Linked DNA regions of Mus musculus: all the other regions are linked to region 1. Evidence: chromatin loops called from intact Hi-C (ENCODE). Cell type or tissue: gastrocnemius. All regions are shown on one strand. Links, peaks and the distances in the headings refer to the core of each region. The heading gives the core; the rest is flanking DNA.

Region 1 (4,455 bases), core at 213-4,212:
CTTCCTTTGGCCTGCCTGAAACCCCATCTTTCCGAAGGAAGGAAAGCACACCTACTCAGGACAGCCTTTCTTGTCAGTAGCCACCAAATGTTTAAGTACTGAGCTCTGAGTCAATCCCAAGGACAACATAAAATCAGTGTGTGTGTCCGTGAGATCATTTGTTTGTGAGTGCACAAGTAATGTGTTTAGTGTGTATAAAAGCCATAAGTTGTCTTCCTCAGTAACTCTCCACCTCGTATTTTGAGACAGTCTCCCAGGAAAACTGGAGTTCATCTTTCCAACCCCCGGGCCTTTTCAAATGAAGTTAAAACACTCACCATCCAGCTTAGGCCATGATGGAGTTTTGTGCAATTATCAAAGGTAGGCCATCAGCCCTCAGCTTTCAGCCCCAGGTATCTGGCTGGCTTCTCTTAAGGGACAAGCCTTCTCCGCACCTCCTAACCCCCTTGTTGGAAATTTCCCTGATCTCTGCACGTTGACAGACGCCTGTGTAAATGCCCCATCAAAAGCCCTCACTGAGAACAAATGGATCAATCTCTTGACTTTGTTCTTGGCTTAGATCTCTTCTAGAGATCTGCTGGTGGTGAGAGGGTGTTGGAGATCAGAAGAGGTAGCACTCCTTCTGGAACATTCCTGGAATGTGCAGTAGCAATCCCTGTAGGCTTTCCACTGGACAGCAGACACCCAGGGTCCCCAGGGACCTGGCCCTTGAGGTAGCTTTATGTCTCTGTGACTGTATCTAACATTTCCCAAGCTGCCCATAGAAACACACACTCTGAAAAGCACACTTTCCTTGCTGGGCACAGCAGAGCCAAATACCTGTCTCTAGAGCTGTTCTGGGAAATCAAGGACTTAGAGTCACTGGAACTTGGGCTAAAGCTTAGGAATAAAAATCACACGTGGGCCAATTCCACATTCTATTGCTTTCCTTCCTGCCTGGATCAGAATCTTCCTAAGTGACACACCCTTCCTCTGACTCTTCACCCTTGCACCCCACAAACCCTAAGAAATAGGTGAGAAGCATGATTCAAATCAACCAAAAAATGAAGTCATGCCAATATTTAGTTTCTAATTGTGATTCATGGTTGTATCAAAAAAACAAACAAACAAACAAACAAAAAAACAACAACCAACCAACCAAAAAATAAACAAAAACAAACACAAACAAACAAACACCCAAACCTGTGTAAATCAAATCAAATCAGCCCACAAGCAGCGATGTCTTTCTCTTGCGGGCCTTGCAGCAGTAGATTGCCTCAACAGACCTGATCAAGCACTATAGCACTATTTGGGGGGCCACACAGTTCATCCCCAAACAACATACTGATGAGCATCATGACCCAATTATGAGGAAAGAATTCCACAAACCACAAAGAGAAAACCCTTCTCTTCCAAACGAGCGGTTGGGAAGGCAGAAGAGATCCTCTCTGTGGCTGCTGACGTGTCACTTTCTGGGGTTTTTATCTTGAGCTCAGAGCTCAATCCAAGCGGAGCTGAGAGACCTTAAACAATGAGGGCTCTTTTCTGCTTCACACCCACTCTTCCGAGCTCAGAACGGAGCAAGCGTCAGGCAAGAGTAGCAGCCTTGGATAAGTTGAGATATTTATGACACCAAAATAAAGATGTTCCCCGTTGCCGAGGCCTCGCAGTCGCACGGAGAAACCACGGAGATGGAAAGACAAGCCAAGGCTCTCTCAGCGTTTATAACCTTCCCTTTTGCCTGCCTGGCCCGCGGAGAAGTGGCAGAGACGCAATCGGACGAAAGAGGGCAGTGTTTGCTGTGGCTTTTGTCCCGCTCTTGGCTCTAGCACAATGCAAGTGAGCCAAGACAGAACTATGCCCAGCATTTCATAACACAGGAAGTGGGGAGTAGATTAGATACCGGGCGCCTCAGTCCCCACAAGGGAGCAGCGAGAGAGTCTGTAAAAAGTCACTGCTTTCCCTCTACAAAACCTAGCTATTCGGGAGGCTTTGGTTTTGGTGGGGTGTTTTGGTCGGCTTGGCCAAATTTCTCAGAGAACTTAAGAGAATGTGTAATATTTTCAAACCATCACGAGTTCGATGGATGGATCCTTTAGTTGAAACCATTCGTTTTGCAGATGGGGGCCAGATTTCTCCATTTATCATCCGTTTCGCTTTGTGCTAAGATTTTATCGCTATGTGAGGGGGCAGGCAGATTTCCCTACAGGAGGTATTTAGAGAATTTGCAGTCATTTCAAAGTAAGACACACACACACACACACACACACACACACACACACACACACACACATCATGAGGTTCTAGCAAGAGAATTCTATCCTGAGCCCTGCACGTCATCGAACTGGGAGAGATTTGATCCATGTTCTTTGGGAGGAACTATCTGGATGTATCATTGTAGTCAATGAAGGACTGAAATTCTAGCAGCTAAAAGGTGCTCATGCTGGCTGCCAACATAGCTGTCTATTCTCAGCTGACATCTTCTCTGTTGACAAGGAAGGATGCTTACTTCTTCCATGGAGTAATTCCTTCCTACAAATATGTTTGAGCTTAGCTATGTATAAGATTACTTTGGGTGTTTGTTTGAGGCAGGATCTAATAGTCACTGTTGCCCAGAATTAACCTCAAACTCCTGAAAGTCCTCCTGCCTCAGCTTCCCAAGTGCCGGGATTACAAGTGTCAGCCACTAAACCTGGCTCAATATATAAGGTTCTATTATAAGACAAAAAACAAAAAAACAAACAAAACGCAAGACAAGGACATAATGTTAGCCTTTAAGAAAGGAGGCATCAAATAAGACACAGGGCTGGATTGTAACCCATAGGTAGAATTCAAGGCCATGGGTTCAGTCCTAAGCATAGCCAAGAGCTTTTTAAAAGAAGAGTCAGACAAAACTATTAATAGTTATAATACAAGAACAGCAGAGTCCACAGGGGAAAAAGTATTCATTGCAAAAGTAGAGGTCGTTTGCATCTGGACTAGAGGATGAAGGAAGACACATGGAAGAGAGACTTGCCCTTGAGCTCTGAAGAACCAGTGGGCTTTAAGAGACCCACAGGTGGTTGAGAAAGAGGCTCGTGGGCTGAGAGAAAGCCAGGCTTCAAGAACAGTGGTGCATACTTATAAACCCAGCACCCCGGAAGCTAAGACAGAAGATCGAAAGTTTAGGGCTCGCCTCAGCTACATGGAGGGACCCTGTCTCCAACAGGAAGCTAAGCTGAAGAAGAGCATGGGCCAATTAAAAGTCAGCCGGAAAGTGCAAAGGATCATACTAAAGGGAGGTGAAGAGTCTGGAAAGGCTACTTATAACTTCTCTGCAGACATAGCAACCAGAACAGTGGATTTGATCCAAAAGCCATGGGTAGGAATGCACTGGGGTGTTTGGGGAGGGTTCAGGGGACAAGCACACACACACAAAAAGACAAAAGCAGAGGAGAAGGCACAGTGATTTGACAGCCAAGTGAATGACATTGGAGATAGTGAGGGTGGAAGTGTCACCAGCACAAGGCACAGGAAGGTTGGGGGAAGAGAAGCAGGAGTTCCCAAGTTCATGTGTTGACTCAGATCCTAAGATAAATAGTCACTACTCACTATGGATCTGGCCAAAGCACAGGTAAGAACCAGGGCTGGTGCTAGAAGGAAGGTCAGGAAAGGGAGGGGTGCATTTCAGATAAAGCCTTGTGCACCTGACAATGACCCTTCAGGAAGGTCATCTTGCCATCCCAAGCCACAGCCTCTGAGTCCCTCATCAATGCTCCAGACACTGGCCTGCTGGGACACTGGGCTTGGCACGTGGCTTGCCTGGACCTTGCCTGTTTGCCACTGGTTTGACCACTGACCCAAGAAAACCTGATATTGAAATAGGGACCGGTATGAAGTCCTGGGAGGAGAGAGGATGCTCACTTGCTGTGCACCAGGATTAATCCTGTAAGAAAACCCACTTCATCCCAGAGCCCACTGAAGGTCTCTGAAGCTTTGTGCTCTGGATACTGGAGCAAGAAAGCCCCAAGTTTGAGGTCAGCTACAGCTATAGAATTCAAAACCCTGTCTCAAAATGTAGAAACACATTGACTATAAAGATATTTTCGAAAACGTGATCTGGCTTTTAGATAATCATTTGGAACAAATTTCTGGGTACACTTCCACTGAAAAACAAATCATAAAAAATTTTAGAAAAAGAAAAAATAAAAGAAAGGAGGAAAGAAGGGGGAAGGAAGGAAGGGAGGGAGGGAGAGAGGGAGGGAGAGAGAGGGGGAGGGAGGGAGGGAGGGAGGGAGGGAGGGAGGGAGGAAGGAAGGAAGGAAGGAAGGAAGGAAGGAAGGAAGGAAGGAAGGGGAAAGGAGAGGGAAGGAAGGAAGGGAGGGAGGGAGAGAGGGAGGGAGAGAGAGGGGGAGGGAGGGAGGGAGGGAGGGAGGAAGGAAGGAAGGAAGGAAGGAAGGAAGGAAGGAAGGAAGGAAGGAAGGGGAAAGGAGAGGG
Region 2 (4,455 bases), core at 239-4,238, 200 kb after region 1:
AAAAAGTACATGGGTGTGTGGAGCTGAGTGTCCATTCTAATTAAAATGATAATTCCAAGATTCGCAAGAAGAGTAATGAGGTAAACAACTAGAAATGTGGTGAACAGGGCCACTTTTTTGACAGGGTTATTAGTAATCCCTAAGAAAATGAATTTATCCACAGAGGAGCAGTTTCCCCTATCCATTCTTCTTTTTTCTTATGTAAAATTTAAATGATATTTTCAAAACTAGGTGGATGCATTCTTAATTATCTGTAAAAAAGAGAATAATTTATTGCATGGATTTTCTCTCAAAAATCTACAGTCACATTACTCTATAAGTAGATCTTTAAGACGTTAATCATTATAAAACGTATGTAATCGTGTGAAGGTTCAGTTGTTATGATTAGTGACATCCATGTATCATTGTATAAAATGTAACTATTTATATTTTCAACATGTTTGATGCTCCCTGAATTTTTCAAGCATATTTCTGATTTACTGAATTTTTACTTGAGCTTCAATGTATGCAGATTGAGTAGCAATTATACAGGTACTAAGCTCTACCATAAAAGATTAGATCTTTTCATATTTAAAAATATTCACCTGAACAAAATATTAGTTATAAGTACTCAGATTCTCCAAACTCCTGAGTGGTTGGAAGAACATTTGTTAGTTCAGGAAGCAAAAAAAAAAAAAAAAAAAAAAAAAAAAGGGGAAATGGATTAGTGTGAGGGCCAAGGGTACAGCCTGTAGCCATCACAGTCATGGTTAACATTGACCCAAATACAACGTAGTCCCGAATTGTCACATTTGGACATTTGAGTCTTTTGAGTGTGACCAGTGTCTGGTATTATGATCACCTAGCAAGACGTCAATCTTGGCCTGGGATGTATCTTAGTTGGTAAAGTGGTTGTATGGTACCGTGAATTGACCTTTTTGCTTCTAAGTGACAAACTCATGATAATATTAATATCAATTTTCCATAGAGCCATCATGGGGAAGAATTCGATAAGATATTATCTTTGCTAATGATTCTAGGTGTGTTTTTTTTTTTTTTACAATATCTATGTATACTGTAGTGTCTTCAGACACACCAGAAGAGGGTGTCAGATCTCATTACGGGTGATTGTGAGCCACTATGTGGTTGCTGGGATTTGAACTCAGGACCTTCAGAAGAGCAGTCAGTGCTTCTAACTGCTGGACCATCTCTCCAGCCCTTATTTTGGTCTAAAGTATTTGTTTGTCTGTTCATTTTAGTCAGGTCTCTATCTTTTTTGGCTGACCTGGAACTCTCTATGTAGACCAGTCTGGCCTCAAACTTACAGAGATCTATCTGTCTTTGCATCCTTGGGGCTAGGATTTAAGACACATGCCACCATGCTCAGCCCTTAACATTGTTTTTTTTTTTTTTTTTTTTATTGTTTTGTGTGGTTTTTGTTTGTTTGTTTGTTTATTTTTGTGAGTGAGGGTGGTGCATGCAAGCTACTACAATAATAGTTTCTGGAAGTTCGAGGGCAACTTGTTGGTTCTGTCCAAGTCATAGACTTGATTGATATAGCAAGCCCCTTTGCTGGCTGGGCTATCTCGCAGCAGCCACTCTAGAAGGAAGTGTATGATTACTGCCTTCCACCCAGCTCCAGAATCTGGAATTTTGCTCAAGTGTTCCTTCCTTGAGGAGCCCCACTCTGGAAAAGATGACACCATAGGTAGTTTTTCTTAGCATCATGGACCGAGTGAAGCTCCCACGACTTCGGGTGGTTTCATAGCCAAGGCTGCGGCAGAGCCTAGCAGAGGGAGGGCTGGAAGTTCTCATCGCTCTCTCATCCAGCACTGAGATCTCACCAACTTTCCTTAGCGTACGGAGGATGACTCCAAACAGTTTCACCTTGAGGTGTAACCTCAGGTTTGCTGAGGGCTAACATCGAACTGGACGGTCTGCTAGGAGCGAGGCTTAGGCACGGGTGGGTAGATGTGACTAAATTCTCTCTGGAAGATTGGTTTCAAGCAACGGGTTGTGAACGCGTTAGGGTGAATTTAGATTCTGACCTGGCCTCTTGTGCCCTCTAGTGGTCTAAAACCTCAGAACTTGTCACTCAACCAAGGTTGTTCCCGCCCCCCCCCCCCCCCATGGCTAAATCGCTATAACCTTTTAGCCATCTGTTGCATAGTGAATTCAGTTCATAACTACGCTTACAACACAGTAAAGCAATTAACTAAACACACACAATAAGAGACCTGACACATCTTGTGGGGTCTTTGAAAGGTCTTCGGTGTCTTATTTTGTGGTGTGCAAACCCAATAAGCTGTAAGTCCTTAGTGGATAATTGAAACGATGCTCGAATCAGAGGCAGTCCCTCTCTCATTGTCAGTCTGTGAAAGATTAGCTCGCGAAGAAGAACAACAGCATGCAGGCCTGTTATCTGGTGAGATAGTGCCACTCCCCGTGATGACGGTAAAGCCTCAGATTTGAGGGAGCCACCGGTTTAAAGTCTCAGTTTTGTTCAGATTCCAAGATAGCAGCCAACCTGGAGGTGCGTGTGGGGGTTATCTCTTGAACAATGTCAGCTTCTTAGAGGAGTGTGTTCAATATCATAACATCACAGTCCTTTGGGGGCGCTGCAATCCTTTTTCAGGACGGAGATTACAGCGCTGTCTCCACACTACCATAAACAGGCACACCCATGTAACCTACAAGCTATGAATGACTTAAGAACAAGAGCAAATGTAGCTCTCTCTCTCTCTCTCTCTCACACACACACACACAAAGAGAGAGAGAGAGAGAGAGAGAGAGAGAGAGAGAGAGAGAGAGAGAGAGAGAATGTGTGTAGAGCTCACGATGTTGGAGCTTTGAGCATGCTGGGTAAACACCCTACCATCGAGTTTACCCCTACCTCGAAAGCAGCACCTAGCCCCGGGATTGCTCAGAGCTCTAGCTATCACCTTCAAGGAAAATTTTGTAACTCTGGTTGCCCATGGTGGCTTCAAGCACCTGGTGGCCTCATAGTGCTGTTCACACCTGCTGTTTAGTTAGGGCCTAGTTTGTTTTCTGTCTGTCTCCCCAGCCCAAAGCTAAGCCTCGGTATGGCAGCTGTCTGTCCATGACAGCATCATTGAGTCTATCACAGTTCTCACCCAGGAGGTGTTAAATAAGCATTTGCCAACTTCAACAGCCCCTTGGGGTAGATGCTGGAGGAGGCAGGCCAAAGGCAAGGGTGATTTCCATTCTTATACTAAGTGGCACAGAAAGGCAGGTGCTTGAAGACTCAGAGGCAGCCACTCAGAAGGCTGAGCTGTGCACCCACAGAAAGGAGCGAGCTCTTTGCATCTCTCCAGCTCCCACTACCCTTTCAAAGAAAGTAAATGCCTTGAGGTTCTAGAGCGGCTGTTAGAAAAGACTGCGGCTGTCTGGCTGTCTGTGAAGACAGAGAAGGATGGTTGTGCCTGTAAAGCTGACTGACGGTGTGACTCTGAGGCTGGCAGAGCCCTTATTAAGCGTGCAGAGACTCTGGGTTAGAACCCAGCACCTCATAAACAACAAGCAAACTGGAACTGCTTTTTGATCCTGTTACATGCCTGTAGACTCACAGCTCTACTTAGGAGTCTAAAGAAGGCTGCTTGAGCTAAGGAACCAAAGCAGCAGCAGCAGGAGAGAGAGAGAGAGAGAGAGAGAAAGAGAGAGAGAGAGAGAGAGAGAGAGAGAGAGAGAGAGAGAGAGAGAGAGAGAGATTATGGACATTATGTTATCTCTTCTGCTTACTTACTTTCCAAAGATAAAGATGCATCGGCACAATGGTGTGTGCCTGGTGATCTCTGGCCTTAGGAGGTCACTGAAATCAGAAGTTGGAGGTCAGTCTGGTGTACTACTAAGCCCCTGTCCAAGGAAGGAAAAGAAAAGAAAAGAAAAGAAAAGGAGAGGAGAGGAGAGGAGAGGAGAGGAGAGGAGAGGAGAGGAGAGGAGAGGAGAGGAGAGGAGAGGAGAGGAGAGGAGAGGAAAGGAAAGGAAAGGAAAGGAAAGGAAAGGAAAGGAAAGGAAAGGAAAGGAAAGGAAAGGAAAGGGAAAAGAAAAGAAGAGAAAAGAGAAGTCAAACCAGCAAACAACTCCTCCCACTTAAACAACCACAAGGGAACCAGAACAGAGAAAAGAAAGACAGTGTGGACCAGCAGAGGGCCAGCAAGCATGATCTCAAAGCTGTAAAACTGCAGAAAGCTTGACTGAGCACAGGGCAGAGCAGCATCCTGGGCCAGGCCTTTTTGTGGGGCTGCAGCGCTCTCATCTCCAGTTATTTTTGTTTGTTTTTTGAGTGAATGAGTGAGGTTGTATCTGGAGTTACAGTGAGTAAATGTCTTAGCGGTTAGGATCAAGTGGTGCTGCAACAGAAAACTCCAGAAGGAGGTTTTGTTATTGTTGTTGTTTTGTTTTTGTTTTTGTTTTTGTTTTTTTGTTTGTTTTTTTGTTTTTTTGGTTTTTTTTGAG
Region 3 (4,455 bases), core at 172-4,171, 630 kb before region 1:
AGTTCATACAAACTGTGACAGTGTTGATTTAGAGGGTCTTGTTTCCTTGGTGTCCTCGCTCCCCTCTGCTTCGTATACTCTCCCCACCTCTTCTTTCAAGGGGTTCCCTGATCCCTGAGGGGAGGTATTTGATAGAGACACCCCAAACTGTCTTAGGTCTACTACTGTGAAAAAGGACATGTTGGCTTGAATTCTACATAGGGAGGCCTTCCATATTCCTCTCATTTTAGCAATAAATAAAAAGGATAAACTCACAAATATCCAGGGTCCTGAAGTTACATACAGAGATATGTCATCAGAGAGCCATTAGGAATTAAATTAATTATCTGATCTGATCAATGCATCTTTATTAAGCCCCAAATACCAAAAAGAGGATTAGGTACTGATGAAAAACAGTACACGCTTTATATATGTAGAGGAAGAACACTTCTCCTGTGTATAGAGGAGAGGGGGACACACTGTGTCATATAGTGGTGTGGTGGGCACTGGAATGAAGATGCACAGGCTGCTGCATTGACTTTCTGCAGGATGAAAGGAGGTTAGACCTGACACCAGAGGCTGTGATGTTCCAGGCATGAGAAACGCCTTGCATGAAGATCCGATACACAGAGTTCAGCAAAGATGCTGAAGGCTGGGATCAGAGGAATTACAGGCAGAAACTGTTCTTATCCACCACACCTACAATCCACACGTTCCTTCCTTGCCTTGCCCATGTGAACATTCTATGTGTGGAATGCAGTGTTATTTGTGTGGCTATTCTCTCCTCCAAGACACTACTCCCAGACTGACTCCACAGAGGTGGCTCGCTGCCTTGATAAGGCCACAGAGTCCATCCATACAGCATCAGTGTGCAGCTCCCTTGCAGACACACCCCTACACTGCCTTAGCCTGCTGGGTACGCATGATTCCATGACAGCTCAGAGTGCACTGCATCAGGGTGCCTGGGGCTCCTCACAAGACTTAGGGAAGAAAAACACTTATCTACTTCCATACCCTACACAATGCCAAGTACACAATGGGAAATCAATAAATATTTGTTGAACACACATATGAGGTCAGTGGGATACAGCTCAATTCTCAAACATAGCCAGATATATCTTTTTTAAAAATTCTACATAGCACACCCTGATACAATTGGTTAGGGTACAATCAGACATAGCATGGATCTCTAGTCTGTGAAAGCCACTGTAATTCGGCATTGCCTGCTGTTAGGAGATAGGGGACTAGGTTTACTCTAAGCTAGTTTCCACTAGAAAATGTTACTGGTGAAGTAGTTTTAGCAGATGTTTTGAATACAAACTGACACTGCAAGGTAATGATTTAGCAGATAACTAAAAGTTAGAAAGTCAGAAGGGAGAAGTGGGGGACGCCTTTCAACTGCCCAGCTTTGTTATGGGGTGGGGAGCTGTTATTTTCTGCCTAGGTTTTTCATCAAGCGGAGATCACTATATTTAAGGGAATTTAACAAGAGTAAATACAGAGAAGTACAGTAATGAAAACTAAGAATATGCCTGTGTTGTTAGGACAGTCCATAATTATGAATTTTATGTCTTCATGCATCACGATTGGTTCTTAGACACTTCCCATGCACCCAGACTTTGGGCTTCGTGTCTGGGATTCAGAGGTGGGGAAGACAACAGCTCTCCTTAGAAGGAACTGACAGTAAAGAATGCAAGCATCCTAATGACAAAAACCCCATCTATAATCTTATGCCCATGCATGGAAGAAGCAACAGGGGAACTGGGAGCAGGCTTGCCAGGAACAGCCCAGTCTGTCAAGCGCATGCTGTCAATCAGGCAGACCAGAGAAGGCTGAGGTTGGTCAGTATGTGGCTCTTCCCATCGTCCTTACAACACCAGCTCAGTGGGATCCTCTGCCATGGCCATGCTCTAGCAGAGCGGCCCAGCTCGTGTGCTCCCATAGCTTCTTCAGATCATATCTTCAAGCTGTGCCTGCATTAAAACTTGTCTCTAAGAACTTGCTAAACTTGGGAAAGGGAGGGGGCTTCATTTTCCTTCTGCAGTAACCTACATTGGCCACCAAGAGGCGCTATGGATCAACAAATGAGTGTACGCTGCTCTGTGGGACTCTGAAGTACAAACCCAGATTAACCAGCATCAGAAGGCCAGCAACTCTTGTTGGAAGACAGATGTTTGTCCAGCAGAGTACAGATGCTTTTGACCAAAGTTCCAAAATAAATCTTTCTTGTAAAGTTTAGTTAGAAGGCAGAGACTGTTTCTTACAGAGGTTTCCAAAGCTAAAAATAACTTCTTTCTCAGTGGGTCAACTTGGGTAGGGAAATAAAAAGGCAAACAAAACATTAAATAACAACAACAACAACAACAACAACAGACAAGCTCAACTCTCACAAGTTAAAATGAAGCTCTGGGGGCGATGAGAACATCTCTTTGAAAGGACACATGCTGGAAGCGGCTCTGATCATGTCACCCTTGGCCTCAGTTTTGAGTGACCCCATTCGAACAGGAACTGTCCTTACTCTCCAGGCAGAACTGGCCAACGCTTCATGTTTGTAACATTGCAGTCAGTTGCCATGGGAAGTAATCTACTGCTGCAGGCATCTTTTGGGTTAGCACTCCTGGATCATACAGAGGCAAAAGCAGCCAAGCAAACGGTAAATCTTGTCTGCGCTAGTGTGTTCTTCTTAGGGCTTAGTGAGAGTCAGAAAAACTGGGCAAAACTGTTACAATAGGAATTTTTAAAACTCTGCTAAATACTTGTGCAGAACTTTGGGAATGAACTTTCCATTGACTGAGACCACTCTTGAGCTCACTAGTCATGGGCAGGTTTCTCATTTTCTTTGTACTAGACAAATTGAAGGCTGGTACTATAAGTGGCTCTATTAGGATAAAAGTGAAAGACTTAGCTCCCCAGAGTTTTAAATATTTCGTTTGAAATTAGCTGTGTAAGTATTTTTCAAAAGCCTCCTAGAGAACCTGAAAACACAAATATTTCCTAAGGCTTCTTAAGTATTTAACGACATTAAAAAAATGCTCAAAATATTACCCAGCCTTTTCCCCCCACCCACATCCTCTCCCCTGGAAGAGAGAAGAAGCAGAAGTCCTTGCCATACTAATCATATTTGGGTGGTTACCACTGGCTAATTATAATACAATGGGCTATTTTCAGATTCCTAAAAATAAGGGAAACTTCATCAAATGCTGGGAAGGGCTGTGCAAGGGCGCCACACGGTCCACATGACACCCACAAGGGACAAATGTGAGAAACATTTCAATCACATGAAAAGCAAGGGCACCACGCGGACCACTTGACACTTTGAAGAAACCAACTCGGGAACATTTCAATCACACGGAAGCAGAGAGGATGAAGGAAACAAGTTTACTAGAAGCGTGCCGTGGGAGCGATGCAACTCGCCCAAACTTCCAATGATGCTGGTGGACCTCTTCTGTGTGCATCTTGAAGGAGACTGAATGCCATGCAGGCTTGTGCATGGACAAACACAATAAACAGACAGTCAGACAAACAAACAAAACTTTTAAACAAGTGCTTAGTATGTAGCCCAGGCTGGCCCTGAATTTTACATCCTCCGGCATCTATTTCCCAAGCTCTGGGATTGCAAGCATGCACTACTGTGTCTGGTCCCTAAATAACACCATTTAAAAAAGTGTTTGATAAAACCTTGTTGTATCTTTTAAATTGAAGCCATTTGGATTTCATCAAAGTATGATTCTTAAAAATATCCAATGGTAGGAACAATAAGTTATTTTAAAATCAATTCTGGGGTTAAGAATAAGGATCTGTTTGTAAAACAAAGGGGATGTGCTGAGGAATGAGGAGACAGCAGGGACTGAGTGAGTGGAGAGGCGACGGCACCTCTTGGTGGGAATCAGACTCTTACACGTAAACTGAAGGTGCAGTCAGATGGTTTCTCTGTCAGCTCAGGATGCTTGTTACAACTCCACTCTTAGAGCTCTACTGTACTGACACTGAAGAACCTCACCGGTACCTGCTGGTCAGGTAGAAAAGGCTGGAGAGGCAGCTGCCTAGTCCCTGCAGCAATTTCCACGGTAAGCTTCATCCACTAGTCCCTTATTCATGTCACCACGGTGTTCCTAACCACAGAGTCTTATTCCTCCTGCCATCTCTGGCCCCTCCAGCTCCTGCTCTCCCTCTTTCAGGCTTCCTCTGCCCTCACCCCAGCTGGCTGCCTGGCTTGCTGCTATGTACCATGCAGATGGCATTGGGTGGAGCCTTCTCACCGCTCATCTCCCAGAGTCTGTGCCGGCATCCTCCTTTCCTCATGTCTGTGGACAACCTGCCTCTACCGCCATCCCAAAGCAGCATCAGATAATGCCATGTCTCTGCTCAAATCCCTGTGATCCTCTCTCCATCCAGGGACGAAGTCCGCATGGGAGTCATGAGGTCCTCCCTGTCCTGGCTTCTGCCTCCTCACCACCCAGCCCCCCTTGCTTCTTC
Region 4 (4,455 bases), core at 207-4,206, 300 kb before region 1:
CTCACTATGTAGCCCAGGCTAGTCTGGAACGTGAGATCCTCCTGCCTCAGCATCCTATGTGCTAGGCTTACAAGCCTGTGCCGCCACATCCAGCGTTTCCCGTTTGAATGACTGTCCCTTCTCTCCCAGAGATCACAGCTTTCAAGAGAGCAAACTCGTGCTTACCCTGATCACCACTCAGCCCTCACTGGCGTGTGCAATGTGCAGGCAGACAGGGTGTCACAGGCTGTGTTAAAACAGCTCCGGGGGATGGGGTGGGGGGGCTGAGAACAGCTATTTTTTTCTTCCTTCTGTTTTTAGATACTTTCTGTTTATGCTTCTAATTGTGCTGACTAGACACGGTTTAATAGTTGCAAGCTGCCTTAATCCTTTTTTTGGAGTGGGGGAGGAGGCAGGCTATATTTTAAATATATGGCAATATTTCACAAGTCCTGGAATGGAAAACACTAGACATCTCTACTGTGTCTGAGATAAAAATAAGTGCATCAGCCATCATCCTCCGAACACTCCCACAGAGGCTCCTGAGCACCTCCCCGCGCGCCCCACCCCCAGTGAGACCCATCCCTGCCGGTTAGTTCTCATCATGATACTTGGAAGAGACTCAAGCAACAGTGCAGTTTCCACCAACAGGATTGCTTTAGTTTCCAAGCTTTCTGGTCCTGAATACAAGCCCCCTTCCAGGAACTTTCTGGAAATTACTCTTAACATTCTCTTGATCCCCCTTCTAGGCTAAACCCCATGCTTCCTTTCCCATTCCATGTGGGATGGGACCACAGGGTCACTTGTTTGCTACCAGAAACCATGTCGGCAATAAGCGTTGGTGCTTATGTGTAGTCTTGGGTGAGGCTGGCATGAGTTAAGGAGTCAAGCAGGATCAGTGGGCAAGTGTACTCTTGGTAGTCAGCTTAGAGGGAGAGAATAAATTTGAACCTAGATGGAGCTCATCTTAAAGAGCCAACAGGCTTCCCCACCAGCCACACATGGCCTCTCTGGATCACTTCCTCTCTTCTGCCTCCAAACCGCTGGGGGAAAATGTCCCCAGTTCTCCAGCCACCCAGTTCCCTTGTTAATGAACACCAGAAAGGAAAATTTTCAAACAAGCTGAGAAGCCATGTGAGATGGGGACTTGCGTTCTAGCTGCCTGGGGCTCCCAGGTGGACATGGGGTGTGAGGAGGGACAAGGTGCCCTCAGGATAGAGTTCACACAGGTAATGAAGGGTCCGATGCCAACCTCAGTAGGCACGCGTGACTCAGTTTACCCAAGATGGTCTGTATGCCTGAGATACGGTTGGCTAGTCTCTGAACGGGGCCAGTTTCTATTTGAGGGATGGAGTGAGGAGGAAAAGAAGCACAGAGAGGAACTGGACCTCTTTTCCCTTCATGTAAATGGCTCTGGCACTGTGTTTGATCCTTTGAACCTCAGTTCACAATTCAAATTCATCATCAACAGTTGGGGCAACTCACACTGACAGTTATGCTACGTGCTATGCACTACGGACCAGGCATGTTGTGAAACATGTATTGATCCATTCAGTCCTCACACCAGCCCTATGAGGAAAACACTGGTATACTCCAGGCACAGAGAACCTTCCCAGGATCACACAGCTGGTCCCTGGAGAGGACGGTGGAATTCTGGTTGAGGTGTGCACAGTAGGGCAGTAAGATGCCATGCACGTGGGTGGCTGATAAGCAAGAGGTGCTTGGAACACAAGAAGCAGGGGAGACCCAAGGAAATCTAGAAGCAGCTCTTGGGTATATCCTATTCTTTACTACTGTATCATCCACTGGGTGGCTGCTGAGAAGAACTCAGGCAGCGTGATCTGCCAAGCGTAGCCTGCTCTCATCAAGCCAGTGCCTTCAGGCCTGAGGCCGAGAGACACGAGCCACAAGCACCACACAGCTTGTGTCCTTGCCTCTGCCCTGTCACCAGGGCCATTTGCCAGCAGAGTGCACATCCTAGGTCCCTGCATGCCCTTGGGCTTCCTGTTTCACTGACGATCCCCATCTCCAGAAATAACCTAATTATCTCTGGGAATAGCTTTGGCCTCCTCGTCCTAGAAGCAGAAGTTTAAAAGGTTCCTATCTGGGCTTCATGGGCACTGCTAGGTGGGTTATTTATTCTGCCTCTAGAGGGAGCTCTTTAGTTCCAGACTTTATTTTCTCTTGCATGCATAAGGCAGGGTATTCGCTGTTGAAAGCAGGCTTTCTCAAGAGAGGAGGCACTGCAAGTAGCTCATGCTGGCCAGTGTGCCCTGTTTGCTATTGTTCATGACAGTGCTTATGACAGTCATTAGATTAGTGCTTTTAATAACAGGCATGAACTGGGGTTTAGCCTATTCAACAATGTCCTAACTGGGAGATATTATACCCCCACTTTACAGGTACAGACAACGAGATTCAACACAGTGGCAAGAGTTGGAAGCCAGACATAGTATTGGGATTCTTATCTTGACCTAAATCCTCTGCATACTTGTCTATGACAAAGTAAGCAATATTCATTGTCCTGAAGGCGGCTCAGTTCTGAGCACTTACACTTAACCTATTTACCCCTGTTAAAACCTGTCAGGCAAGCTTGATCAATCTCTCTTTTTTTTTGCAGATTTGGAAACAATATACAGTTTAGCTTGCCCAAGGTCATGGTTAACCTCTAGTGACTAGCAGTCCCTGTTTTCCCGGGACTAACCTGGTTCAGAGATACAGAATTATCATCTAAAAAGTGGTCAGTCCTGGGCATACCAGATGAGCTGGCTACCTTGTTTAATGCAGACAGTGTGAAATCAGGGCTGTGACCCCAAGGGGATGCTCTTACCAATGACAGTAGTACATAGTCCCCCTTTTTCCTATGTTTTGGCCCAAAGATTTAATGGAAGCTAGGGATGTGGTGGAGGAGTTCCTGGTTTCAGATGCTTCCGAGTGCATGCTCGCTTGGATGCTATTCTCTTAGACGGATGTCCAAAATGTCCCTCCTTCCAATGGCTGCTTCAATATGTTCTTTTACAGCAACCTTTGCAGCTCTACATTGTAAGCAATTCCAGTACTTCCCAGAAACTTGAAGAATAAACTCCCTGTTTAGTTTAGACAAAGCCTAGCAGATAGCCAGGGGAGTCTGATAAATATGTGTGCTGCTCCCTGGGGTGCCTCGGAAGAATTCCAAAGCTCAAACCAGATGTGCAATTGACAGAGGTTGATGAGGGATGGTGGAGGGTTTGGGCACAGTCCACATGCCAGGTTAATTCTTCATAGAGATGTCAAGACAGTTTATCCATCCTAGGACTCTCTGGCCTCTTTGAGGTCATCAACTTCTCTTCCTGGACATTTTGGGGGAGGGGAGCTGGAGAGTCCCAAGCTACAGACAATGAGGGTTTTCTGTAAACTGTTTAGGGATTGGGAATATGTACGCAGGGGTAGGGAAGGAGGGCAGCTTTTTGCCCAACTTTAGTCCCTGCTATTTTTGGTTCCTTTGAGAATTGTTCTACTTGGTTACTTATAGAACATTTGGAAATGAGTTCCCCCTGGAGGCATAGGCCTGTGATGTCAGGAACTCAGAGGGCTGAGGCAGGAGGATAATAGGTTCTGCGTTATCTATGAGGGAGTCCAAACTGGCCTGGCCTAGGGAGCGAGACCCAATATCAAAGTAAACAGCAAATAAAACCAAAATAAATGGCAAAGAGGATTGGAGATGTGGGTCCGGGGCAGAGACCACAGAGCATGTAACAGGCCTATGTTTAATTCTTAATATTGTAGCATGCACAAGCATGCACATGCACGTATGTACACACACACACACACCCACACACACACACACACACACACGCACGCACACAAACACATACACACACATAAATAGCACATTTTTGGGAACTGGACTACGGATCAAATGTTTTTTACTTCAAGGTTGATGGGAAACGGCTTTTGGGGTAACAGGAATCAAGGCAGCCTGACCACTGTGGTTTTCTGATGGGCTTTCCAAATAGCCTGGGCACCCAGATGTCAGCAGGAGTCTTTTTTTGGGTCTTTGTGCTTTTGTGAAGTCCATTCAACCCCAGGGGCTGTGCAGAGGGGTCACAGCTCCGTGTGGAGATAGACATGGGAGAAGGTGACATGGCATTCAAGTGGAAATTATTTCCAGATGACATTTCAAAACCATTCCTCCATTCCCTCACATCCATTACGTGGCACTCCTTGGGTAACTACGAAAAGGCCTCCTCTGTCTAACACTTTCCAGGCTGGAAGTCACAGACCCTCCAAAGCACAGGACTTGACACTTGGATATTGAGAAATTGCGTTCTTCCTCCCCGTTTGTCAATGTGCCCCACGAAGACATTTGGTTCTTTTGTGCTAAAGTCTTTTTTTTTGTTGTTGTTGCACAAATTGAATAAAAATTCCATCTTCCCAAACAGTTTCTGTTTGCTCAATGAACTTCCTTTCTTTCTCAACATTTTTAACGGAAACTTA
Region 5 (4,455 bases), core at 223-4,222, 210 kb after region 1:
CGGGCACACTCGGCGCCAGTCGAGCCCTCGTAATTACTGGACGGCGCTGCTGTTGGAAACATCTGGGGCCAGACTTGAGCGCGGCGGTGGCGGCTGCAGCACCGTGAGAGGGGCGCGCGGGCGAGGGGCGCAGCTCCAAGGGTTCCGGAGAGATTGGAGCGAATTACTTGGGTGCTAGAAGCCTCGGGCGGAATCCGCAGTGCGCTGGGATCGTGCGCCTCTCACTCCAGCGACGGAGGCAGCGGCGGCAGCGGCGGCGCGGACGAGCGATCTGGAATAATGACAAACACATTTGGCCTCGAGTGAAGAAGTCGTCCTGGCCTCGCATTCCAGCAACTGGGATTTGAGGAATTTCAAACTGCACTCCGAGGGGCCCTCATTGTGCTCCGTAGTCCCCACCCCCACTCGGCTCACTTGCGTCTCCAGTGGAGTCTTTTCTGCACGGCCGGGGGTTGGGGGGGCCTGGCTCTTGCTTAGTCCTGGCCGCAGGCAGCAAAGAGGCAAGATCCCTGGCTAGGAGCTGACCTCTTGTGAAGAAGTCAGGACATCTCTGAAAGGACAGACGTGGGTGCAGGTAAGCAGAAATGTAAGAGGCCAACCACCCTCGCCTCCTGCCTACGGAACTCTGGGTGCTTCTCTGCCCTGGGATGATGGATGCGAGGCACTGGTCGCCTGAACGCAACCTTTCCAGTGCCCCCCCCCCCCAACTTTCCTCCCAACGCTCAGTATCCTGCAAAACTCAGGGGCGGTCTCCGCGCAGCCTTCCCTCCTTCACCGTTATTCCCTTGGAAATCAGTTTATACATGTGAGATTAACTTCCCTCGAGCAGGGCCGGGAAAGCAGGAAGCGATCTCTTGGCTTTGAAGCTTCTGAGGTCGGCGATTCTTTCTGTTTGGAAGGCGTGTGGGGCAGTCTGCAGAGTAAGGCAGTATGACTCGGCCCTGGTCTGCAGCAGGACCAAGCCAGAGCCTCGCAGCCAGGTGTGCAGGAGTTGCCAGTGACTTGGCGACCAGCCTTGGCGAGAAAGGAAGTGTTGGCCTGTTTGTCTGCTGTGGGGAGTCCTTGCAGAACCCGCGCTTAGAAACTCCCAGGTCTGCTAAGACCTCTAGAAGACCCGGAGGGTGTGCATGGGGGAACCCAAGCTGGGGAGGGGGCGTGGGTGGCACTTTTAAAAGTCTGGGCTGCCCAGCGTCGGACAGAGCTGCCCAGAAAAGCCCCAGGCTGGGCGGTGTGGGAAACGGCTTTTTGGCTTCGTGGCGGAATTGCTCAATGTTTTGGACTGAATTGCTTCTCCTGAATGGTTTCGGATCAGTCTTAGGCAGCCTTGAGGAGCCGGAGGAGGCCTCTAGTGTAAACCCACACTGTGGTCTGCAGCTGTACAGCCCCAGATTTAACACCCAAAGTCTCAGAAGAGGCTCGGGGCTCAGGGCGCTCCTCGGGCGCACCTCTTCTGCCGTCGCACTGGAGTTTACATAACCTCTCTTAGGCTCGGATTTTCCCCTGACCAAGGCTTTCCATCTCATCCTTCCTCTCGTCCTCTTTCTTTGCAAATTCCTCTTGATGAGGACTCCTTCGATTTCCCAACAGGAGTGTGTGTGTGTGTGTGTGTGTGTGTGTGTGTGTGTGTGACACACCAATTAATTTGTCGCCGTGGTCAGTTCCTGCTTAGGAACCCTTGCAAAAGTCCTGTTTTGGGTTGTCTCTAGTACAGCTGGGTTTCTAAAGCTCGCGGGAGAGAAAGAAAGAAAGAGAACACAGTCCAACTCCACTGTTTATTGCCCCGGATCCCTTCTTTTGCTGGAGTCTGCAGACCCGCAGGGTTCAGACTCAGAACCTGGCCTCCCACTTCTGGGCCCAGGGGCTTCTACTTTCTTCCTGGGCGCGGGCTGGGGAGAGATGCAGGGGGAGGGGCTTCAGGCTGCAAACGCGTCAGGCGCCGAAGCTGGCGGGCGGGATTTCTGCCTCCTGGGGACAGGACCTAGGCTGCGCGGGACCTGGGGACGTGGTGACCATCCTTCTGCCTGGTGACCTCGAGGGGTGGGATCCCCCTCGGGCCTTCAGTGAGTAGCATCCAGGTTAAAGGTTGCTGACTGGAAAGCTGGATAGGTGACTCAAAGGTGAGAGGCTCAGCGACAGTCTGGCCGCTGATGGTTGGGTTGGCCGGAGGCATCAGCATTGAGGAGGAGAAGGAGAAGGAGGAGAAGGAAGACGAGGAGGAGGAGGAGGAGGGGGAGGGGGAGGGGGAGGAGGAGGAGGAAGAGGAGGAGGGGGAGGAGGGGGAGGAGGAGGAGGAGGGTGGGTCTTGTAGGAGAGTACTCAGTGTGGGATGCAGAGTACGCAGCTTTCGCTGACTGCATTCTGATTCCCGACCTCATCGGTGCCTTTTTTTTTTTTTCCCTCTGAAGTAGTTCAATGTTTTTTTCTTTTGTTTTAAACTGAAGGGTGGACCACCAATACTAGCTGGGAACTTAGACGGTAGTAAAAGGGGATAAATGTAAGCCACGGACTTGGAGAGTCTCTTTCTTCTACTTCAGTTCCCTTCCTTCCGGAAGGTAGAGAAGCTAGAGGCATGAAGTAGAGCAGGGGTGCCCAGGGGCAGGGCAAACAAAGGGGCAAGGTGGGCACTCCAGACCCCGAATCACAGAGCTTGGTCCAGCCTTTGGTTCTGGCGGCTGCGGTCGGTGCTGGCTGGCCTGCAGGAGGCGCTGTGGCTCGCCTGTAACCCTAAACCTGGCCCCCTCCCTCCACCCTGCCCAGTCTCCTCTCAGGTCGCAGTTGAAAACAATGCAAACGCTGAGCATAGAGCCTGGGGCGCGGCGGCCTCCGCAGTCCTGAGCTGGAAGGAAAGGGACTTGGGCTTGGGCCTGGGATCGTCGGGTAGATCCGTGTCGCCTGGTATCTGGTGGCGATCTTGTGGCGCGGGGGTTAAGGGAGACAGGGAGAGAGGGTGTTGGGGAGGGGGGTGAGAGACACAGATACACACACACACACACACACACACACACACACACACACACACACACGGAGAGAGTGAGGGAGAGGCAGAGAGACGGAGACACACAGAGACAGGCAGAGAGACAGGCAGACACAGAGAGACACCCAGAGAGAAGGGGTGGTCGGGATCCCGAGCGTGCTAGCGCGGAACCTCAGAGAGAATCGGCCCCAGTGCGCGCAGCGCTGTAGGGGACCCGGAGCCTGAGCTTTGAGCGACGCCGGAGCCAGCGGGTAAGATCAGCGGGGTTGCCGCGCCCTCTAGTGGCTCCCGCAGCGCGACCCTTGTCCCAGTAGCCCTGGGCGGTCGAGCGGTCCCCAGCCGGGAGCCCAGTGCGCCTGGAATTTGGGCTCACCTGGGTCGCTCTTGAGTTTTCCTGCGGGCACTGCGTTGGCGCAGAGGCGTTGGGTGGACAAGAGTGGGCTGAGGGTCCGGGTTTGAGCTGGAGAATTGGGGCGTCTTAATTTAGCAGAAGGTGGGTGGAGGCGGTGGAATTCCGGATCCAGGGAGATCTTGGGGGACAGTAGCCGGCGTGTGCGCTCCAGGCCGGCTCAAGCTTCCTTGGCCTGTTGCTGTCTTAGACCCCGCGTTACCGAGCAATGGAAATAGTCCTTTCTAACCAACTGGGCTGCAGGGACCCCGCGGGGGGCGGGTTTACGAGCAGCGAGAACAGAGTGGCAGGGAAAGGCGTCGTGGTCTCTCTTGGCAGGGTCTAGGTAGCCTTCATGCTTGGAGAGGTGGAAAGTCAAAGGGTGTTGTTTCCCCTAAACCCAAGTGACCAGTTCTGCAACATCTTTGAGACCTGGTCCACAGCGCTATCTTCCTGGCTCTCAAGGCACGGCTGTGTCTTGGTCCCTCTTTGGGCAGTGGTGATGATAATTATGCTGATGGTGACGATGGCGGTATGTTTGTTCCTCAGTGAAGTCTCTGGAGGTCCCCAAAGAAATTTAGCATTTTAGATAGGAGTTTTGTCATTTCTTCTTCCACGCCTAGGAGCTCAACTACAAGTCATCACAAGACCTAAAAGTAAAGATTAACCTACGATTTTTTTTTAAAGTTGGGACATTTTAAAATCAGAACTGGTTTCAATGGCGCCTGCAGCTCAGAGACAACAGGACACTGGTTCTTGAACCAACACTGCCATCTGCTGTCTACTCTGAGGAACTGCATATGCCTCTGAGAGGGCTTGGCAAATTCCAAGCAAATATTGGTAGGAGGGAAGTTTCTCTCTCTCTCTCTCTCTCTCTCTCTCTCTCTCTCTCTCTCTCTCTCTCTCTCTCTCTCTCTCTCTCTCTCTCTCTCTCTCTCTCTCTCTCTCTCTCTCTCTCTCTCTCCCCCTCCCTCTCTCTCCCTCTCTCTCCCTCTCTCTCTCCCTCCCTCCCTTTCCCTCCCTCCCTCCCTCTCTCCCCCCTTTCTCCCTCCCTCTCTCCCCCTCCCCCCTCTCCCTCCTTCCTCCTTCCCCT
Region 6 (4,455 bases), core at 198-4,197, 510 kb before region 1:
CTGGTCACAGCAGTCACTGCCACTCACAGTGGCTGAGCGCGTCCCAAACTCAGAATCTCAGCTTCTTCATTTCAAAACTGGAGTTGCTGCACAGTAAAGACATATATACATAAGACACTAAGTCTGGTACATAGCATATGTAAGCCTTGATACATGAGGTCCATAATATGATCAAAATATACTGCACAGGTATATGAAATTCTCAAAAATAATGAGAATGTTATAATAAAAATAATTTTAAAAATTTAAAATAATACCCAGTAAAATTATCACTAGTATTAGTCGTGTGATACTGCTCAGAACCTCCCTTTGAGTCCACCTGTTCTCTGATGTGACACATGATCAGATTTTTCATTTCTGCTCACCAGCTGAAATTAGAGGAGTGGCTTTTCTTGCTATCAAAGAAAACAGACCTGATGGACAAAGAAAACATGGGGACCTTTCTATGGGTGTGCTGCATACGACATTCAACTCCACTCTCTTCTTGAGGATCCTGGCTTCATGTTTTATCAGTCACAACCTTTCATTGTGTTCCTTCTTACAGCAGCCCCTATTTTAAAGGTGCTTTCCAAATAACCTTATGTTTGGACTGAGTTAAAAATGCTAAAAACAGATGTGCTCGCTATCTTCCAGGAATGCTGCAGAGATCCTAAGGAGAGTGGACTCAGCACCACCTGGATTGGACCCACAAGACAGTAGCTACTATTAACAAGCCCAAAAGAAAAGAGAGAATTTGATTTTAGTGCCCTGTTAGAGATATTTGGGCAAAAGAAAGTGTATTTATGTGGAAAGTTTCAAGACATTACAAATGAGATAAAGCTAAATGAGAAGAACACAGACGTGCAGCCCATAGACCTCAGCTCGCCATATGTGAAGTATCAAATAAATAGCTTTTCTAATCTCAAATGTTAATCTCTCCTTTCAGCCTTCCTCATTTTATGGGACCAAATATTTCAAGCCTCATCTGGGTTCTATTACAATCTCAAAGACAACACGATATCTAGGAAAGAGTTTATATGTAAAAATCACTTAAACTCAGGCAGTGGTATAAACTGAAGTCCAGACTCCATTACCCCTAGATTTCATGTAATTATATTCCTTTTTCTTTAACTCCAAAATGATAATTTTCTCCTTTGGCACAGAGTCTCTTTGGCTCCAGGTTTGATGCCAATGCAGTCTTACTGTGAAAACAAATTAGAAGTAGGTGGTCTGGTTAGTCTTCACAATGCTCCATTTTAATCAGGCAGAGCAGTGGAGAGGACGGCTGTGGAAACGCTGGCGGGTCTTCAAACAACAGTGCACGCTGTCCATTTTACTCACAATGAAAAAGCTCTTCGGGAGATTTCGATAACGGTTCCCCTCCTACTCGGAGTCCACATTTGTAATGTTTATATAAGTGGGGCTATAAATCTTTCTCCAATAGACCCCATGGTTTCTGAGGCAGACTTCTTGTTATAAACTGCCTGTTTCCGGTTTGCCTGCCTAAGCAAGGCAGGCAAAGCCAGTTCGCCAGAGACTGGAACTAATTTAATGTGCTCCAGGTTTAAGCCCCTAGCCTGTGTGCCTTTACAGGGAGATTTTACACAGCGGATTACAGCTGACTTTAACAATGATTCATATGATAAGTGGCTTTCGATTTGTTTTTTAATGTCCGAAAGTATGCATTTGCAAAGGACATGTCATCAAAATAATGTTGTTAAAGTAATACCCTTAGAAAGGGAAAAGAAGGAATTCAACTTTTCATCAAAATGAAAAAGTTTAAATGTTATCCGTGCCAAAGACTCTTGCACATGAATTTAAGGGTTCTATTACACAAAATAAGACAAAGTTGTTTATAGACAGTTAAGCCTGGATGAGCTCCAAGATGTGATTGGTTAAATTGATACATTTTACCTCAAGGTTTGGTCCTGTTATTAAAAATACTGAAGCTATCATGAAAATGGACAAAAGCCCTATTCTTTCCAGCCTCAAAGAGATCCTGTGCGTTTTTTTTCAAAGATGCACCATTCCTTGAGACAAGCGCTAACTGAAACAGAAGCACATTCACAAACCTCCACTACCATCCATCAGGGGAAAAACAAAAACGTGTCATCTGTTACCTCAGCAACGCCCCGTAAGAAAGTAAACGGCACCACAGAAGCGAGGAGTCTACTAATCCTCTGAGTGTCTGTGCTGAGTACTCTCTACAACACCTTTTTAAAATACCAAATGTAAGAAGATAGGTTTGTCCCAAGCTGTTGATTTCTTCCAATTTTTTTCTTTTGAGATTCCTTCAAAGGGCAGGGCAAAGACATACAGTAGGGGGCAGTGTTGCACCACCGTGCTCTCACTTGGAAAGAATCAAGGCCAGACCGAAGGAAACCCAGCCATTATTCTTCATTTAGACTTATTACCCTAATTATTACAAAATTTCAGAGTTTTTCCTTGTAGCATAACCTGCTTTTTCACCACCTACATACCTACATACCATATTAAGATGTTTTAAGTGATACAAAAACAAATGTTTTTAATAACAAAACCAAATCCACCCAAATATCCGAGACATGGCTGATTGCTGTTTAGCCGTTGATGGAGAACTATTTGTTCAATGTCATATTTTAAAAGCACGAAGACTTCTCCAACTGCAAATATCCAGATGTTCTTTATTGTAAATATAATATCACATTGGGAGATGGCTAAAAAAAAAAAATGAATGAACCTTGGTCTAAAATGAAATGCAGAGTTGGTTTATAAAATACAAGTCAATGTGACCCATGCTAATTAGATAATTTTAAAAATATGGGGTAAGAAAATATTTACAAGTACAAAATGTCTTCATATCTTCCAGAAATAAACTCTTTTGTTCCATCTGCTGGGCTGGCTCTCGGAAGGAGGAAACTGACACCTGGGCTGCATGCTTGCTCCCCAGCACTTACGCTGCTTTGGAGTTCTGAGTGGGTGCGCGGAGAGGCTAAACCTTTCCCAGGTCCCAAGAATAAAACTTGCCCATCTATCGAAGTAATTTTATCTACCATACATAGTGGAAATCCAAGTGTATATTTCAAGGTTAGTAAACAAAATAACAATTCACTATTTGACTTCAAAAAAAGAAAAAAAGACAAGGAGCCTGAAAGATGGCTCAGAAGTTAAGAGTACTTACTGCTCTTGCAGAGGACCTGAGTTCATTTCCTTGCATCCACATTAGACATCTCACAACCACCTGTAACTCTAGTTTCAGGGGTGGGTCTGATGCCCTCTTCTGAACTTTGCAGGCAACTGCAACCATGTGGTACACATAAACTCATACAGACTACACACATACAGACAGAGACTGTTTTTTAGTAAATAATTAAAATAGAATCAAAACTCCCACAGTCTTAGTAAGTGATTATTTCTCTTTGTCTTCAATTTCAACTTGGTTTTTTTTTCACTTGTGTTAAGAAAGGTTAAATTTAAACAAAAATAAACTTTTACAATTTCATAATTACACTGGAAAAAATATTAAAATCATGTCTCTAGAGATATACAAATTAATGGTTTAAAATTTACAAAGGGACTCTAAGAATACAAAATATTTTTTGAAATTCCATAAGCCAGCAAGAATCCATAGGCTTACATTTAAATGTAATAGATTTTAGGTTTTAGTACTTTGTTATATTATGGTTCATTGTATTCCTGAGAATGTACTTTTTTTACACTCTCCAGGAGTGTGTGTGTGTGTGTGTGTGTGTGTGTGTGTGTGTGCACAGTATGCACTTAGTGCTTCTATGAGACTCCCCCCTCCCCAATATGTGCTGTACCTTTCCAGCAAAGCTTTTGCAGTGGGGAGAGGCTCCTTTTCAAGACTTAACAGAAACACTGCCCCTATAATTACAACTAAATTTCCTTCAAATTGAGCTAAACATTTGAGCTGCCAGATGGGACATAATTCTTCATAATTATTGCAGAAAGAGGGCCTGTGACAGTTGCAACAGAGTAATTGGCTAATGGAAGAGCAGCAGGTATGCATTTTCCCCAAACATCTGTTTGAAACTCTGGGTCATTTGAAGAGTACCTAAAAGTCCCATCTTCTAATTAGCTTCTCACCAAGCCAAATCCCATTGCCAAGGCTGTTTGAGTTGGGTGAGGGTCAAGGTTCTTCTGTAGTCAGGCTGATGAAAGCACTGCACCCCTCCAAAAGCATGCACTTATTTCATCTCACAGTGTCGCTCTGAGATGGAAGAGGAAGAAGCATTTTCTCCTAAGAGGAATGTATTTTCTTCATTATTTCATCCATTTCTCTGTCAAAAGAATCTTTGCATACCACATAACTGCTTATTTCTCATCTCTCTTCCTTTTATACATCTTATGATGAACAAGGAGATGACTAGAAACAACAAGGTATGAACTTGGCACTGTGAGATATAATAAGAAATATATTTTGGTTTTGTCCCTGATTCCTAACACAGAGCTCCTAGAATCCCTTAGGATTTCATG
Region 7 (4,455 bases), core at 288-4,287, 150 kb before region 1:
CCAAACATCCCTAACAGTCCTGAGATATCTGCTATGTGCCGAATTCTAAAATAGTGGCTATGGTCCCTGACTTTCCAGAGCTGGAAATCTAGAGCAGGGGATGAAGAGAAAGCAGCTGTTGCAAAGGCTGGGGCAGATGCAGCAAGGAGTTTTGGAAACACAACTGAAGCTCTGCTTTGGTCTGGGTGCTGAGCACTGGGGTTTATCTGTGTTGTGGCTGAGGGAAGGGGCATGAATATATACACAGTGGTTTCCCAGGAGAGATTGCCCCACGCTCTCTCTTCTCTGGAAACCCCGGGTGCCCAAGATTTGAGCTACGGTACTGAATACTATGCCTGGCCTCCCCCACCGCCCTTTACTCATGTCTCCCCAAGAGAGCAGGCATGATTTATCTGACTGGGGAGTCAGGAGGAGTTCAGAAGGGGAAACTGGGACAGGGTGACTCAGCTGCTTTTCTGGGGTGGGTCACTCCCTTCTGAGCCTGAGTGTAGTTTCTAGAAGATGGCTGTTGCCAGAAGGTGCTGACCATGTAGCTGTGGGAGTGAGTTCAGGATGGGGGAGAGAGAGATTGTACTAAGCCCATTTGGCTACATTCTACAACCTAGCCATCATTAGTATTTCCTGTTTTGGTCTCCTTTTGCCTGATGCTTGTGGTAAGGAAGAAGGTAAGCAGACTCCTTTGAATTGTAACACAGATGACACTTAAGTATGGTTCATAAGTGAATGGTGGGCATGTGGTCACCACTCTGGCCTGACTGACAGGAATGTACATCCCATCTCTAAGACTTGAATGACTGACCTGGAGATCGGTAGGGTCGCCTTGCCCCTCCCCTACCTCTGCAGCTCCCTTCTGCCCTAGCACTGCAGTAACACAACAGGAGAATGCAGGACGAAAGAAATGAGTCTGAATGGTTCTGTTCAGGTGTGGACTGGTTCCACATGGTCACCAGCTTTCTTTGGTCCAAGCCTGGAAGCTCACCTTATCTCTAGAGAAGACTCTCAGGATAGCTGCCTTCCTTCTCTTCTAAGACACCTTCCATTCAGAAGGCTCCTTAGGAAATGTGTTCTGGCTGGCCTGCCTCAGACACCGTTACCCTCTCACACATGTCAGCTTCCCATAGAGGTGAATTTTGGGTTGTATTTGTTCCTAGAAGATGCTGAAACTCTATCATCCTGAACCTCCTGGGTCAGGGCTGCTGCTTCTTTTTCTTCAGTGATGGATGACCTAGAAGCAGAGGGGTAAGGGACCACCCAGAAAGGATTTGCAAAATCCCAGAGAGCCCCCACCGAAACACCCCTAGTGGTCTCATTTCAGACACTTTACTTGACTCATTAATTCTATCAGCCAGTTTCTTAGTTGGTAACTAGTGATTTTTTATAGTTGAATATATATATATTCAACTAAATATATCATATCATATATATATACATATATATGTATATATATATATATGGCACATGCGGTATTAGGTTTCATTATAACATTTAAAAAAATAAGTTCTCATGTGGCTAGATTTGAACTAACAGATATTGGCTGCCCCTGACTCCTGAGTGTTAGGATTAAAAGCCTTCACCACCACGCCTGGCATCATTGTGGCATTGTCAAAACAATTGTTCATGTGTTTTGTTTTGTTTTAAATTTTGTTGTTTCCCTCTTCTTGCCCATTGCCTGACTTCCCTTGCACCCGTCCACCCACTCCCCATAACCCGCTTCTGCTTTTCTGTCTCCTGCCTTCTGCTGCCTTCTGCTCCATCCTTCCTCAGCACCTTCCCCCTGCTTCTCTCCTCTCTTTCATCTACTTTCTATCCACACTCAGCCTCACTTATACACACACAGAAACATCATAAGCTAGGATCTGGGGGTCGGGGGGGGGGAGGGAAGGAGGGAGGGAGGGAGGGAGGGAGGGAGTGAGGGCACATGTGATTTTGTCTTTCTGACTCTTTTACCTCACTTAAGGTAATACTTTCCAGGTCCATCTATTTTCTCCCAAGTTCTGACACAGAAAGCATTAAATGCAGTAGTAGCCCGGCAGAGGGAGCTGTTTCACAAATTCCACAAGCTGGGGGCCAATGGACCATCAACCAGGCAGGTGGTCCTGTGTTCGCTTTGGAAACTCCGACTGTTAACAGTGTAGCTGGCTGTTCAAGCTCTGAGTCAGGCCAAAGCTTATACAAGGTATCATTCTGGGGTTTGTGGGCTCCCCAGGATTTTACATCCTGCTTCCTCAGCAGAGCTCAGTCTGAACCCAATGTAGCAGTTCCAGTTTAAACCTTTTGGATTCTTCAGGCAGGACTTGGCTCCGCTATGGTACGGGAGCTGGCAATTTCCGCTGACCTTGCACAAATACACACCGAGCAGTGTGCTATTGTTGATTGAAGTCTTCAGGGAGAGATCCTGGGTCAGAGAAACCCACAACTCAGGCCAGGGGGACATTAGCACTGACGGGCTTTGGAAACAGTGGCTAAGAAGGTGACACAATAAAGGAGAGAAGGGGGGCCTTGGAAGGTTGGAGAGAAGGTTCTGCAGGTGAGGTTCTTGTTACACAAGCCTGAGGTCCTGAGTTCTCATCCAGAGCATCCACTCAAAAGGCCTAGGCAGGCCAAGCACACCTGTAATGCTAGCTCTGCAGGGGCGGAAACAGAAGGACCCTGGGCATTTCTGGCTGGCCAGCCTAGCTGACTGGTGAACTTGGCGTTCCGTGAGAGAGCCTGTCTTGAAAATAAAGTGGGATATGATTGAGAAAGACACCTGACATTGACCAGCAAGATGGCCCAGCAACTAAGAGTGAAGGTGTTTGTCACTGAACTCTCACGACCTCAACTCCAGAACCCATGGCGGAAGGAGACGACTGATCCCCAAAAGTGACCCTCCACGTGTGGTGTGTGCCATGGCACTTGAGTGCCTGCACACACACATACATACATAAATATATATGTGTGTATATATACATACATATATGTGTGTGTATATATATGTATATACATACATATATACATGTATACACATGTATATATATACACATATGTGTGTATATATATGAAATATATACACATGAGATGCATATACATATATAGAATACATATAGATATACATACAGATATATAAATAAACATATACATCTTAAAATACATTTTTTTCGTTTTGCTTTTTTGTTTTTCGAGACAGGGTTTCTCTGTATAGCCCTGGCTGTCCTGGAACTCACTCTGTAGACCAGGCTGGCCTCGAACTCAGAAATCCACCTGCCTCTGCCTCCCAAGTACTGGGATTAAAGGTGTGCACCACTGCCCGGCAATACATATTATTTTAATTGTGTGTACACACATATATACAGGTGCCCACAGAGGTCAGAAGCACTAGATCCCCCTGAACGAGACTGGGACCAGAATTCAGGTCCTCTGGAAGAACAGTATGCCCTCTTAATCAATGTCCTCTCTCCAACCCCAGCTGCCATCTTCAAAAGTGTTATGTTCAAGGACACTGTGGAGTGTGTGTGTGTGTGTGTGTGTGTGTGTGTGTGTGTGTGTGTGTAAAAGGCATACAACTATTAGCAGCCTTGGCTCAGTGATGCTGGGTCGATCATATCCAATTACATCGCAGCAGCAGAAGCTGGTGTTCTGTGCTCACCTGCATGAGCAGAGCTTGGGAAATGTTTGTGTCCAAACCTGGGAAAGGAATGGAAGGTTTGGTAAACGGTCAGTCTTTGTAGTCAGTCTTGGCTAGAAATATGATCCAGTTATCCTGTGGAAGTCGTCACTAGATCAGTGGTTCTCAGCCTTCCTAATGCTACTTCTCATGGTGTGGTGATCCCCAACCATAAAATTATTTCATTGCTACTTCATAACTATAATTTTGCTACTGTTATGAATCATAGTGTAAATATCTGATATGTGACCCCCGTCAAGGGGGTTGCGACTCACAGGCTGAGAACCACTGCAGTAGACAGTGAAGAAAATGTGCTTGAAGATAAAGGCACCATGGATCTCTTAAATTTCCAAAGTCATGATGAACCTTGCTAACTTTATTTTTTTAAATGCTGGGATTAAAGGCGTGTGCCACCACACCCGGCTCAAATCCTATTTTTAATGATGGTTCTCAAACATTAACTTCTCTTGCAGCCCACTACTCACCAGAGGTAGTGGAAAAGAAAGGGGAAGCCAAGCTGTTTAGAAAGGTTCTTTGGGTCACTCCTGTCTGTGTTGTCTGGAAATCAGCCATTCAGTTCATAGGTTAGCAGACAGCAGCTTGATCCACTGGCAAACACTTCTCAGATACACCAGCAGTCCAGTTTGGTAGTCAGGTTAGCAACAGTGGTGACATGATCTAGCAAAGACAGCCAGGCCTCAGCCTCAGCCTCAGCTCAAGTCAGCAGGAGGGACGAGCAGGAACACCAGGAGAAGTTCTCAGCTGTGCCTCTCTCAGGGAAGCAAAGATCAGCAAAGACATGAGACCACAAG

Evidence for each region. A loop is a pair of places that touch in the nucleus more often than their neighbours do. Peaks named below come from ENCODE experiments on the same cell type or tissue, not always from the same donor. Only the 100,000 strongest peaks of a DNase experiment are listed, where the experiment ranks them.
Region 2: a loop joins it to region 1, with 6 times the contacts of the local background. A loop is called at or near these places in 35 of 42 quality-filtered maps.
Region 3: a loop joins it to region 1, with 2.6 times the contacts of the local background. A loop is called at or near these places in 19 of 42 quality-filtered maps.
Region 4: a loop joins it to region 1, with 2.9 times the contacts of the local background. A loop is called at or near these places in 11 of 42 quality-filtered maps.
Region 5: a loop joins it to region 1, with 4 times the contacts of the local background. A loop is called at or near these places in 35 of 42 quality-filtered maps.
Region 6: it touches region 1 in a loop (2.7-fold over the local background); 17 of 42 quality-filtered maps call a loop at or near these places.
Region 7: it touches region 1 in a loop (5-fold over the local background); 14 of 42 quality-filtered maps call a loop at or near these places.

What each region holds. Positions count from the first base shown.
Region 1 is chr5:74,942,449-74,946,903 of GRCm38, forward strand. It overlaps Gm52779 (a long non-coding RNA gene), which reads right to left and starts at 1,839. Exons shown (of 2, transcript XR_003955748.1): 1 at 1,183-1,839. In gastrocnemius, for the core only: a CTCF peak has its summit at 1,766; a DNase peak (open chromatin) is centred at 1,774; H3K4me3 peaks cover 899 bases; H3K27ac peaks cover 1,612 bases.
Region 2 is chr5:75,141,374-75,145,828 of GRCm38, forward strand. The region is part of intron 3 of Gm19583 (predicted gene, 19583); the gene reads left to right. It also overlaps the pseudogene Olfr1401-ps1. Among named protein-coding and RNA genes, the nearest start is that of Pdgfra, 8.6 kb to the right of the region's middle. In gastrocnemius, for the core only: CTCF peaks have their summits at 2,039 (motif pointing left) and 4,150; a DNase peak (open chromatin) is centred at 2,008; H3K4me3 peaks cover 373 bases; H3K27ac peaks cover 416 bases.
Region 3 is chr5:74,309,550-74,314,004 of GRCm38, forward strand. All of the region lies in intron 5 of Scfd2 (Sec1 family domain containing 2), which reads right to left. Among named protein-coding and RNA genes, the nearest start is that of Gm32064, 4.8 kb to the right of the region's middle. In gastrocnemius, for the core only: a CTCF peak has its summit at 2,032; a DNase peak (open chromatin) is centred at 2,041; H3K27ac peaks cover 1,994 bases.
Region 4 is chr5:74,639,183-74,643,637 of GRCm38, forward strand. All of the region lies in intron 2 of Lnx1 (ligand of numb-protein X 1), which reads right to left. Among named protein-coding and RNA genes, the nearest start is that of Gm32304, 6.2 kb to the right of the region's middle. In gastrocnemius, for the core only: a CTCF peak has its summit at 2,123 (motif pointing right); DNase peaks (open chromatin) are centred at 1,952 and 2,157; H3K27ac peaks cover 1,010 bases.
Region 5 is chr5:75,153,125-75,157,579 of GRCm38, forward strand. All of the region lies in intron 1 of Pdgfra (platelet derived growth factor receptor, alpha polypeptide), which reads left to right. Among named protein-coding and RNA genes, the nearest start is that of Pdgfra, 3.1 kb to the left of the region's middle. In gastrocnemius, for the core only: CTCF peaks have their summits at 2,684 (motif pointing right), 3,274 (motif pointing left) and 4,124 (motif pointing left); DNase peaks (open chromatin) are centred at 387, 1,006, 1,969, 2,777 and 3 more places; H3K4me3 peaks cover 3,976 bases; H3K27ac peaks cover 3,689 bases.
Region 6 is chr5:74,431,682-74,436,136 of GRCm38, forward strand. The region is part of intron 4 of Scfd2 (Sec1 family domain containing 2); the gene reads right to left. Among named protein-coding and RNA genes, the nearest start is that of Scfd2, 98 kb to the right of the region's middle. In gastrocnemius, for the core only: a CTCF peak has its summit at 2,290 (motif pointing right); DNase peaks (open chromatin) are centred at 1,265 and 2,307; H3K4me3 peaks cover 264 bases; H3K27ac peaks cover 893 bases.
Region 7 is chr5:74,794,534-74,798,988 of GRCm38, forward strand. No RefSeq gene overlaps it. Among named protein-coding and RNA genes, the nearest start is that of Lnx1, 94 kb to the left of the region's middle. In gastrocnemius, for the core only: a CTCF peak has its summit at 2,038 (motif pointing right); a DNase peak (open chromatin) is centred at 2,066; H3K27ac peaks cover 1,064 bases.